Linked DNA regions of Homo sapiens: region 2 is linked to region 1. The links are chromatin loops, found by intact Hi-C in ENCODE. Cell type or tissue: GM12878. All regions are shown on one strand. Links, peaks and the distances in the headings refer to the core of each region. The heading gives the core; the rest is flanking DNA. Region 1 has its middle 18 kb from the start of MIR4453. Region 2 overlaps LOC127898557 (a long non-coding RNA gene).

The links. Hi-C counts contacts between places; a loop is a spot of excess contacts. Peaks named below come from ENCODE experiments on the same cell type or tissue, not always from the same donor. Only the 100,000 strongest peaks of a DNase experiment are listed, where the experiment ranks them.
Region 2: a loop joins it to region 1, with 6 times the contacts of the local background. A loop is called at or near these places in 1 of 110 quality-filtered maps.

What each region holds. Positions count from the first base shown.
Region 1 is chr4:152,551,915-152,556,309 of GRCh38, reverse strand. It overlaps the pseudogene RPS3AP18. Among named protein-coding and RNA genes, the nearest start is that of MIR4453, 18 kb to the right of the region's middle. RefSeq lists enhancers at 1,516-1,665, 3,900-4,109. In GM12878, for the core only: no CTCF peak of the experiment used is centred there; DNase peaks (open chromatin) are centred at 1,899 and 3,919; H3K4me3 peaks cover 1,366 bases; H3K27ac peaks cover 3,729 bases.
Region 2 is chr4:151,885,783-151,890,177 of GRCh38, reverse strand. The region is part of intron 2 of LOC127898557 (a long non-coding RNA gene); the gene reads right to left. LOC102724700 (a long non-coding RNA gene) reads left to right here. Exons shown (of 5, transcript NR_188364.1): 4 at 1,600-1,687; 5 at 2,415-3,232. Among named protein-coding and RNA genes, the nearest start is that of LINC03074, 68 kb to the left of the region's middle. In GM12878, for the core only: no CTCF peak of the experiment used is centred there; DNase peaks (open chromatin) are centred at 1,547, 2,067 and 2,567; H3K27ac peaks cover 2,169 bases.

The DNA of each region.
Region 1 (4,395 bases), core at 130-4,129:
TGTTTAACTTACACCTCTATGTTTTGGAAGTTAGGCCTAAAGGCTTGATTTATTTTTGGCAAGAATACTTCCTAGATCATGCTGGGTCCTTCGTATTGTATCACATGAGGAGGTAAATAGGCTGTTTCACTGGGTGATGCTAAATTTGACTGTGTGTTTAAGGTGGTGATTGCTAGATCTCTTTCCTATGAAGGTATATTTTTTCCTTAGCAATTAGCAAGCAATCTGTGTGCTGTGCTTTAACCACAAGTGAATATCTTGTTTGGCATTTACTTTTTCCTAACAGTTTTAGTGTCCATTGGTAATCCTTGCCTAAATTGATTATTCCATTGTTTGTTTGTTTGTTTGTTTGTTTTAAAAAAGGATTGATTTTAAACATTCTGTTATTTCTTCTCGATGCATTAGCTGTTTTCTTCTTAGGCAATTGAAACCGAAAAGTTTTTGAATGGAACAACTTTTTCATGTTTGATTCCCTTGACAAATTCATATTTGCTTCTTATGGCTCCACTCAATTAACCTCTCTTCTCAAATTCTAATAATTTCCTTCTCCTTCCTAACTTCCTAGTCACAGAGGCTGTTTTCAAACTATATTGCAAATATCACTTTTTTTCATTCACTCATTCGTTCTAAATTTTTTTTGTGTCCATACTATGTCTTAGGCACTGTTCTGGGTATAAGGATGTATTATAGTGGCAAATAAATCAGATGAAGTCCCTGGCCTATATTCTAGTGGAAGTGGAGAGACAGATAAGAAAATAAATATAAATATTGGCTAGGCGCGGTGGCTCACGCCTATAATCCCAGCTCTTTGGGAGGCCAAGGCAAGTGGATTACTTGAGGTCAGGAGTTTGAGACCAGCCTGGGCAACATGGTGAAACCTTGTCTCTACCACAAATACAAAAAATTAGCCAGGCATGGTGGTGCGCACCTGTGGTTCCAGCTACTCAGGAGGCTGAGGTGGGAGGATTGCTTGAGCTCAGGAAGCAGATGTTGCAGTGAGCCAAGATCACACCACTGCACTGCGCTCCAGCCTGGGCAACAGCGCCAGACCCTGTCTCAGAAAAAAAAAAAAAAAAAAAGAGAGAAAGAAAGACAAAGAAAAGAAATAGAAATATAATAGAATGACAGGTAGAAGTAAAAGAAAGCAGCTGAAGAGGACGGGCAATGATGAGGAAAGGTGATGAAGCTATTTTAGACAGGAAGTCATTGGAACATGTATAGCTGACAGCCATCAGTGCCCTGCCCACATCCCCCAGGTCCTTTGGGATGATCTAGTATAAGCCAGTGTTACTGGAAGCATCTGTGACTCTCTGCCTGTGGCCCAAGGGCTTCTTTCTGTCTCTGTGGCAGGTCCATGCTGGGGGAACAGCTCTTACCCAAGGGCAAATGGGAGTTGAAAGACAAACACCCCAGCTTTCCTGCCCCCCGCTGGGTGGGAAAATTTTGATGTGTATTCCACATCTCCCAGAGGTTTTTGGTGGGACTGAGCCCCAATTGTTCTCAGTGGGTAACTTGGCGATTAAATATTCTGCTGGCCTCTTTCCTTTGCTGGCTCAAGTCTTCACTACTCTACTAGTTCTTCCTGGTACATTTTACACTTCAAACATACCACTTGTACTCAAATCCTTAGTTTTGGAGGAACCTAGCCTAAGTCAGGAAGTCTTAGGAATGGCCCAAGGCAGAAGACCCTCAGAATGAGATTCTAGCATTGGGTCACTTGCTGGCCAACAAAGAGCAGGTCAACAAAAACCCCATCACTGTTAGTAAGTGGGGCAGTGATGATCTCTGGAGTGCTATAGCATCACTATTACTAAGAGTCTTGCCTGTGATTAACTGCGGTAGTGTGTAGGTGGCGGGGAAATGCACTGGCTGATAGAGTAGCTCTTGAACTGAAAGATACAGGGACAATGATAATTATGAGAACTGTGGAGCTGGTTGCTTGTTGTTAACTGCTAGAGAAGCCACAAAGGAAGGAAATAGCAGGCTCAGGTGAGGTAATCATTGACTTAGAGCATGGGTTAAAAGCCAGAAATCTTTCATGGCATCATTTAAAGGGAGTCTCATCTGTAGACAGAGGGTAGAATGAGCTGAAGAATAAGACCCCAAGTTTGATCTTAAATACAACAGAGCTAAAAAGGAGACTGAGTTCACAGCCCACCAGCTTTCTTTCTTTCTCTTTCTTTTCTTCTTTCTTTCCTTCTTTCTTTCTTTTTCTTTCTTTCTCTTTCTTTCTTTCTTTCTCTCTCTCTCTCTCGCTCTCTTTCTTTCTCTTTCTTTCTTTCTTTCTTTCTTTCTTTCTTTCTTTCTTTCTTTCTTTCTTTTTTTTCAGGGTCTCACTTTGCCACCTAGGCTGGAGAGCAGTGGTGCGAACATGCCTCACTGCAGCCTCAACCTCCTGGGCTCAAGTGATCTATCTACTCTCACCTCAGGCCTCCAAGTAGCTGGGACTATAGGCATGCACCACCATGCTCAGCTGATTTTTTTTTTTTTTCATAGAGACGAGGTTTCACCATGTTTCCCAAGCTAGTCTCCAACTCCTGGCTCAAGCAGTCCACCCACCTCAGCCTCCTAAAGTGTTTGGATTACAGGTATGAGCCACTGTGCCCAGCCCCCAAATTTCTAATGCTAAAGCAAGGGACCTGAAAAAGGAGAGGGGCCCTGAGAGTTCCGATGGAGATATTTGGGTAGATGGGCTCAAGGACCTTAAAACCCCAGATTCCTCTTAAAACTGAGAGTGAGAATACTCTGGAGCCTTTCTCCTTGCTAGGAGAAATCAGACTTCTGGTGCTCGGAGACTATGCCAAGGCCTCACGTAGCAAGGGCAAATGCCTTGCAGGATGATGCTTGTCTCTAAGATCCATCCCTACCTCTCTTCATTTCTTCTAGACCAATAATGAGAAATCTTATTATGAGCCAAGCGAGGAAATACTGTTATGTGAAGAAAGGGGTTATTCACCAAAAGCACTGCAAAACCTGGCAAATAGGTACTAGCAGGAAGTGGGAGAACTCTCCTGGAAATGAATCTTAAAGGTGCCAAATCAGGGAGGGCAGAATATAAGACTGAATAGTGGACAGTTTGTTAATACAGGTGTATTATTCAGTGACACGGGACTCACTATCCTGGTAGAATGCCCAGAACTGTACCTAATACATTGCAGAAACAGCTCCTTGAAACTTGAAAATAATGATCAGATGGAGATGCTGGAACTTCTTAGAAGAGAGATGAAGAAGAGGTCAGCAAGTTCAAAGAGATTAGAAGTAAGAATGCATTTTTTTTTTTTGAGACACGGTTTCACTCTGTCACCCAGGCTGGAGTGCAGTGGCACAATCTCAGCTCACTGCAGTCTTGACTTGCTGGGCTCAAGCGATCCTCCCACCTCAGCCCTCTGAGCAGTTGGGACTACAGGCATGCACTACCGTGCCCAGCTAAGTTTTGTATTTTTTGTAGAAATGGGGTTTTGCCATGTTGCTCAGACTGGTCTTGAACTTCTGGGCTCAAGCAATCTACCCACCTCAGCCTCCCAAATCCCAATCCCTCAGCTGGGATTACTGGTGTGAACCACGGCACCTGGCCAAGAATGCATTTACTATGTAACACCAGAGAACCCACCAGCCAACAATGTTCCCTGGGAGGTCCTAGAGGACACTCCCTTATTAAAGTGATAAGCAATATGCTAGTATATTCTGAGAAGCTCAGAACTGCTTGTCCTCTAGATCAAGATTGATGGTAAGAAATGCCCCAGAGTAAATGGGAATAACAGAATTCTAGCGGCCAGGTTGGTGGTACTAGACCATCAGAGGCCCTGGCAATATAATTATGGTTACGTGTATCAGCCTGAATAAGTTAGGAACCTAATATTGAGTAGGAAACAAGTGAATCCCAGCAGAACACATGAGTCATTCAGATTTTGAAAATATGCAAAATGCCTTTTGGCTCTCTGAGCAGCAAGAACAAGTGCCTCACGAAAGGCAGCAAAAGGGGAACCAAGAAGAAAGTGGTTGATCTATTTTCTTTTTTTTTATTTTTGAGACGCAGTCTTGCTCTGTCACCAGGCTGGAGTACAGTGGCGTGATCTTGGCACACTGCAACCTCTGCCCTCCGGGTTCAAGCGATTCTCCTGCCTCAGCCTCCCGAGTAGCTGAGACTACAGGTGAGCGCCACCATGCCCAGCTAATTTTTGTATTTTTAGTAGAGACGGGGTTTCACCACGTTGGCCTAGATGGTCTCGATCTCTTGACCTCGTGATCCACCCACCTTGGCCTCCCAAAGTGCTGGGATTACAGGCATGAGCCACCATGCCCGGCCTAGTTGATCTAGTTTCTAAGAAAGACTGGTATGATGTGAAAGCACCTGCTATGTTCAACATAAGAAATATTGGAAAGACACTAGTCACC
Region 2 (4,395 bases), core at 138-4,137, 670 kb after region 1:
AGAGTCAGAGAATACTTCCCAGGCCAGACAATATCTACTGAGTACTGAAGGGCAGACGATAACCAGATGGTAGCTAAGCACCAGGTATCAATTAGGTTCACGACCTACTCTGGTGCAAAGAACTAACTGGAAGCAGAAGATGAACACAGGATGTGTGGTTTAGTGCTGTTGGGATTCAGAATTGAGCAAGAGTCAGAATTTCCAGAGGATTTGATGTGGGTCCAAGAAGATTGAAAAGGTTCATCCAGGTAGGCAGAAGAGAAGAAGGCCCTCTATGAAGGAAACAAATTTACAGGAATGAGAAATGGGATGCTTAGAGGTCAATAAATGTTCATTGAAGAGTACATGGTTCTGTAGGAAAAACAAAGTCATCTATGACACGCTTCTACCCCCAAGAGCAAGAGTCAATAAACTTTTCCATAACGTGTCAGATAGTAAACATTTTAGCTTTATGGATCATACAGAATTAGTCCACAGGCTATGGTTTGCCAACCTCTGCTCTACAGGCTCACACTCTTATTGGGAACACAAAATAGAGATACAAAAAATGTCTAAAGCCAAATGATCTTGCCCGGAGTCTTGGAAGATTAGTCTAGTAACAAGGCCTGGGTCAGGTTGTGGAGAGCTTTGTACGTCAAACTCAGTGTTTGGAAGTCAGCTGGTAAGCAGTGAGGCACCATTGATGGCTTTCAGCAAAGGACTGTTTTTTGGAAGATCAATTTTGCAACAAGATGCAGAATGGATGAAAGCATAGAGAGCCTGGAGGCAGGGAAACTTGTAAGAACTCTGAAGTGGTACTCAAAGCATCAAGTGAGAACTCAGATTCTGCAGGTAGTCGGGGAATGGAATGGGAAGTACAGGGTGAGAGATATGTCATAGTTTGATGACCGGATATGAGGTCTGAAGGAAGGAAGGAAACAAAGATTCTTTGGGTGGCTAAATGGTGGTGCTGAATGAACAGATACAAACATTTGGGAAAGGAACATTGTATGAAGGGACAATTCATTTATCTCAATGTATGTTACTTTAGAATTGATAGTGGTACACCCACATGAAACTGTTCATCTAAAATACTAGGAGAGCTCATCAGTGTGGCCAGTACTGCAAACTAGAATTGTGGGCCATGCATGAAAAATCAATAGCAACAAAAGTAAGAAGGTTAGTAACAATGGACACTCATGGACAGCCGTTATCCTGCCAGGTATCGATTTAGACATATTACAATGGATTATCTCCTTTAGTCACCCCTACAGTACTCTGAGGCATATATTATTATCCTTATCTTACAGATATGGAGATTGAGCCTTAGAGAGGTAAAGTGATTTGCCCAAAGTCACACAGTTAATAAGGTGTCACACCACAACTAGAAGTCATGTGTGTCTGCCTTGGAAGGCTGAGCTCACAACATCAAACCTCAGCCTCTTGGTTCAGGGGATTTCCTTCCTGCGTGCAGTTTTCTTTCCTCTCCACTAGCCTGTTGAACTCAGAGCCTGTGTTCACTCTTGGTTTCCCAATGCATATGGAAAAATACCCTCTTTCTTCACTAAATTAACCAAAACCCCCCATGGTGCTACTCACACACCTACTCATCCTTTGCAGGTCTGACTTCTCTCCTGGAGGCTCCCTCACTCTCTTCTGCCAGAAATGAGACCCGGGGAAAAACAGCGGTATCATCTATATCCCTGCTGTACGTGAGGTCACTGAATTCCCCTGATCAGTCCCTCTCTCACAGCTTAGCATCTAGACTTCACGGTCATGGCCTCTTCCCCTCACCTTGTCTGGCAGCAGGGCCGGTTCACACCTTGCATGTGTTCCTTCATGTTTTAGCTCCCAGAGGTAGATGGCAAAATAACCACAACCCTTCTTCTTCCTGCAACCATGCCCTTGAAACATGACCCTGAAGCCCCTTTCATCAAGAGGTAGAGTCTGTTTCCCTTCACTTTGGGTCCAGGCTCGCCTTGTGACCTGCTTTGACCATTAAAATATGATGGAGTCATATTTTGCCCATTCCAAGCCTAGGCTTTAAGATTTCTTACACACATTCACTCTCTTTCGAGACCCCTATGTCTGCCTGGGCTAGCCTGCTGTGGGAAAAGAAGCTATTCGGAGCAGAGAGGCATAGCTCATTGTCCCAGCCAAAGCCTGAGACATGAGAGAGCCCAGCCAAGATGAACACAACCACCCATCCACCCAACACACCAACACCACTGACTGTGGGTGCCTGACAGAGCAAGCTGTGCCCAGACTAAATTGATGACTTACAGAATCTTGAGCTAAACAAATGGTTGTTCATCTTTTTTAAACTACTAAGTTTAGAGATTTCATAGCGGTATCTAATACACTACCCTTTTCTCACTAAGATATCAACAATATCTACATTTGAGTAGCAATCAGCTAACTGCATTTTATTCTAGAACTTCCTGTACTGCACATATTGGAGGACTCAGTCACCGACTTGCCTGTGGTTGCTATGAGTCGCCTACAGAACTGAAAATGGGAAGCAGAACTAGGCTGGTTGTACTCCTAACCACAAGGACACTCTCCTCCTCAAATGAAAAGGCTCTAATTAAAAGGCAGGAAAGATCAGGTATCTCTGGAGTTCACTTTTAAAATTGTCAAAAAAAACCTCAAAGTCGCTTTGCTTCTGACTATCCATACATTGGAAGACTAATTAACTATGACAAGCTGACCAGTGGAGACCATTTTCATAAGGATGACACGATGATGGATGGGTGCATGCTGTTACAATGTCATTGCTAAAAAAGACGTGATGAGTCCAAGTTCCAATTACTAAGATTCATATACAATACAGAGGTCTTTTTCAAGCCACAGAACCCCATTGCAACAGGCTGACGTGTCGTCTTTTCTGTATTTAAGAGACACATTCATGGGCCGGTGACATACTGAGCTATGCATGCTAGGCCTTCTCTGCATCTGGCAGCTGGAACGAGACACAACTAAGTCTTGTTGCTTCAGGGCTTTGGGTACCAAATGAGGCATTAGCACAATAGAAACACCCAACCCAGAGCAATGTTTTCCCATCTTCAGACTTGGAGGCCAAGAGGCAATAGCAAGGACATTATGTAGATATTTATACAACCATTTAAAACATAACCACTCAAAAATGTCAAAACCATTCTTAGCTTACTGGCTGTAAAAAGTAGGCAGCTGGCTGGATTGGGCCCACGGGCTATAGTTTGCCAACCCTTGCCTTAAATAAACAAACTTGTTAGATTTCTCACTAGTGTTATATTTCTGCAGCTAAAGTTCTCTTAGTTACAGAAAATTTCTCTTAGGTACAGAAAATCTGGTCACAAGAAGTTTGAAAAATAAATTAACATAAAATTATATACAGTCACATATTACTAAGATATGTAACGTATTATATTAGTATATGTTATTATAATATACAATTTTATATTATAATAACATATGATATATATTAATATATTACTTGTATTAAATTAATATATGGATATAATAATATATTAATATATAAATATGCTAATATATTTTATATCAATATAAAATATACTATAGTAATCAATTATATACAGTAATATATTAATTATTATTTGTTTCAGCTAAAGTCACAAACTGTTTTCTTTCCTTCACACAAAAGCTAAAGCTCCCTTATATGGTTCCGGATGTTTCCACTAACTCACGGCTTACCTAAATCTCTCAGTTTTGTAAAACAAAAAATACTCCCTTGTTTTACAAAACGGGGAGATTTGTCTAAAAAAAGCAGCAAACAAACACTGATTTCATTATTGGAGGTGGATGGAAGGAAGAATTTTGCAGTCTCCTATTTTTGTCATCTGTTGATCTAAATGTCTTTTCTGTAAGAAAGTTGAATACTCTGTGACACTAACATTTCGAATTTAAAATTTTTACTTGGGAATACATTCACATGATTCAAGAATCAAATCCATATAAAGAAATATCTTCTAAGAAATCCTGCTTTTCCTCCATTGCCATCCACCCTGTAGATAATCCGGTATGTGTTTCCAGGGCAGTTCCTGTTTGCCCCCTTTTATTTTCCAAAGGTAGCCTATTGTGCATGCTGTGTTGTACTTCCCTCTTTTTTCGTTTAACTTAGGATCTGTCCTGGAAATCTTTCCATATCAGTACATAGAGATGTGGGGATGGATCTAAGAGAATTGAAATTAAGCAGATTTATGTTATAAGCAGTTTATTGAGATATTTTAACTCTATAGGGGTACAGAATTGAAATAATGTTGTTTTCTAAACTGTCTCTAATTCTGCTGAATCCAATCCCTTTTTTGCACTGGGTAGTGGCTCCCTCAACATTTCAACCTGACTCCAAAACTTGACAATTACTTCTGTTTATTAAAACAGTCATTTTCAGTTTTTAAGAGTGGTTTAAACACTTAT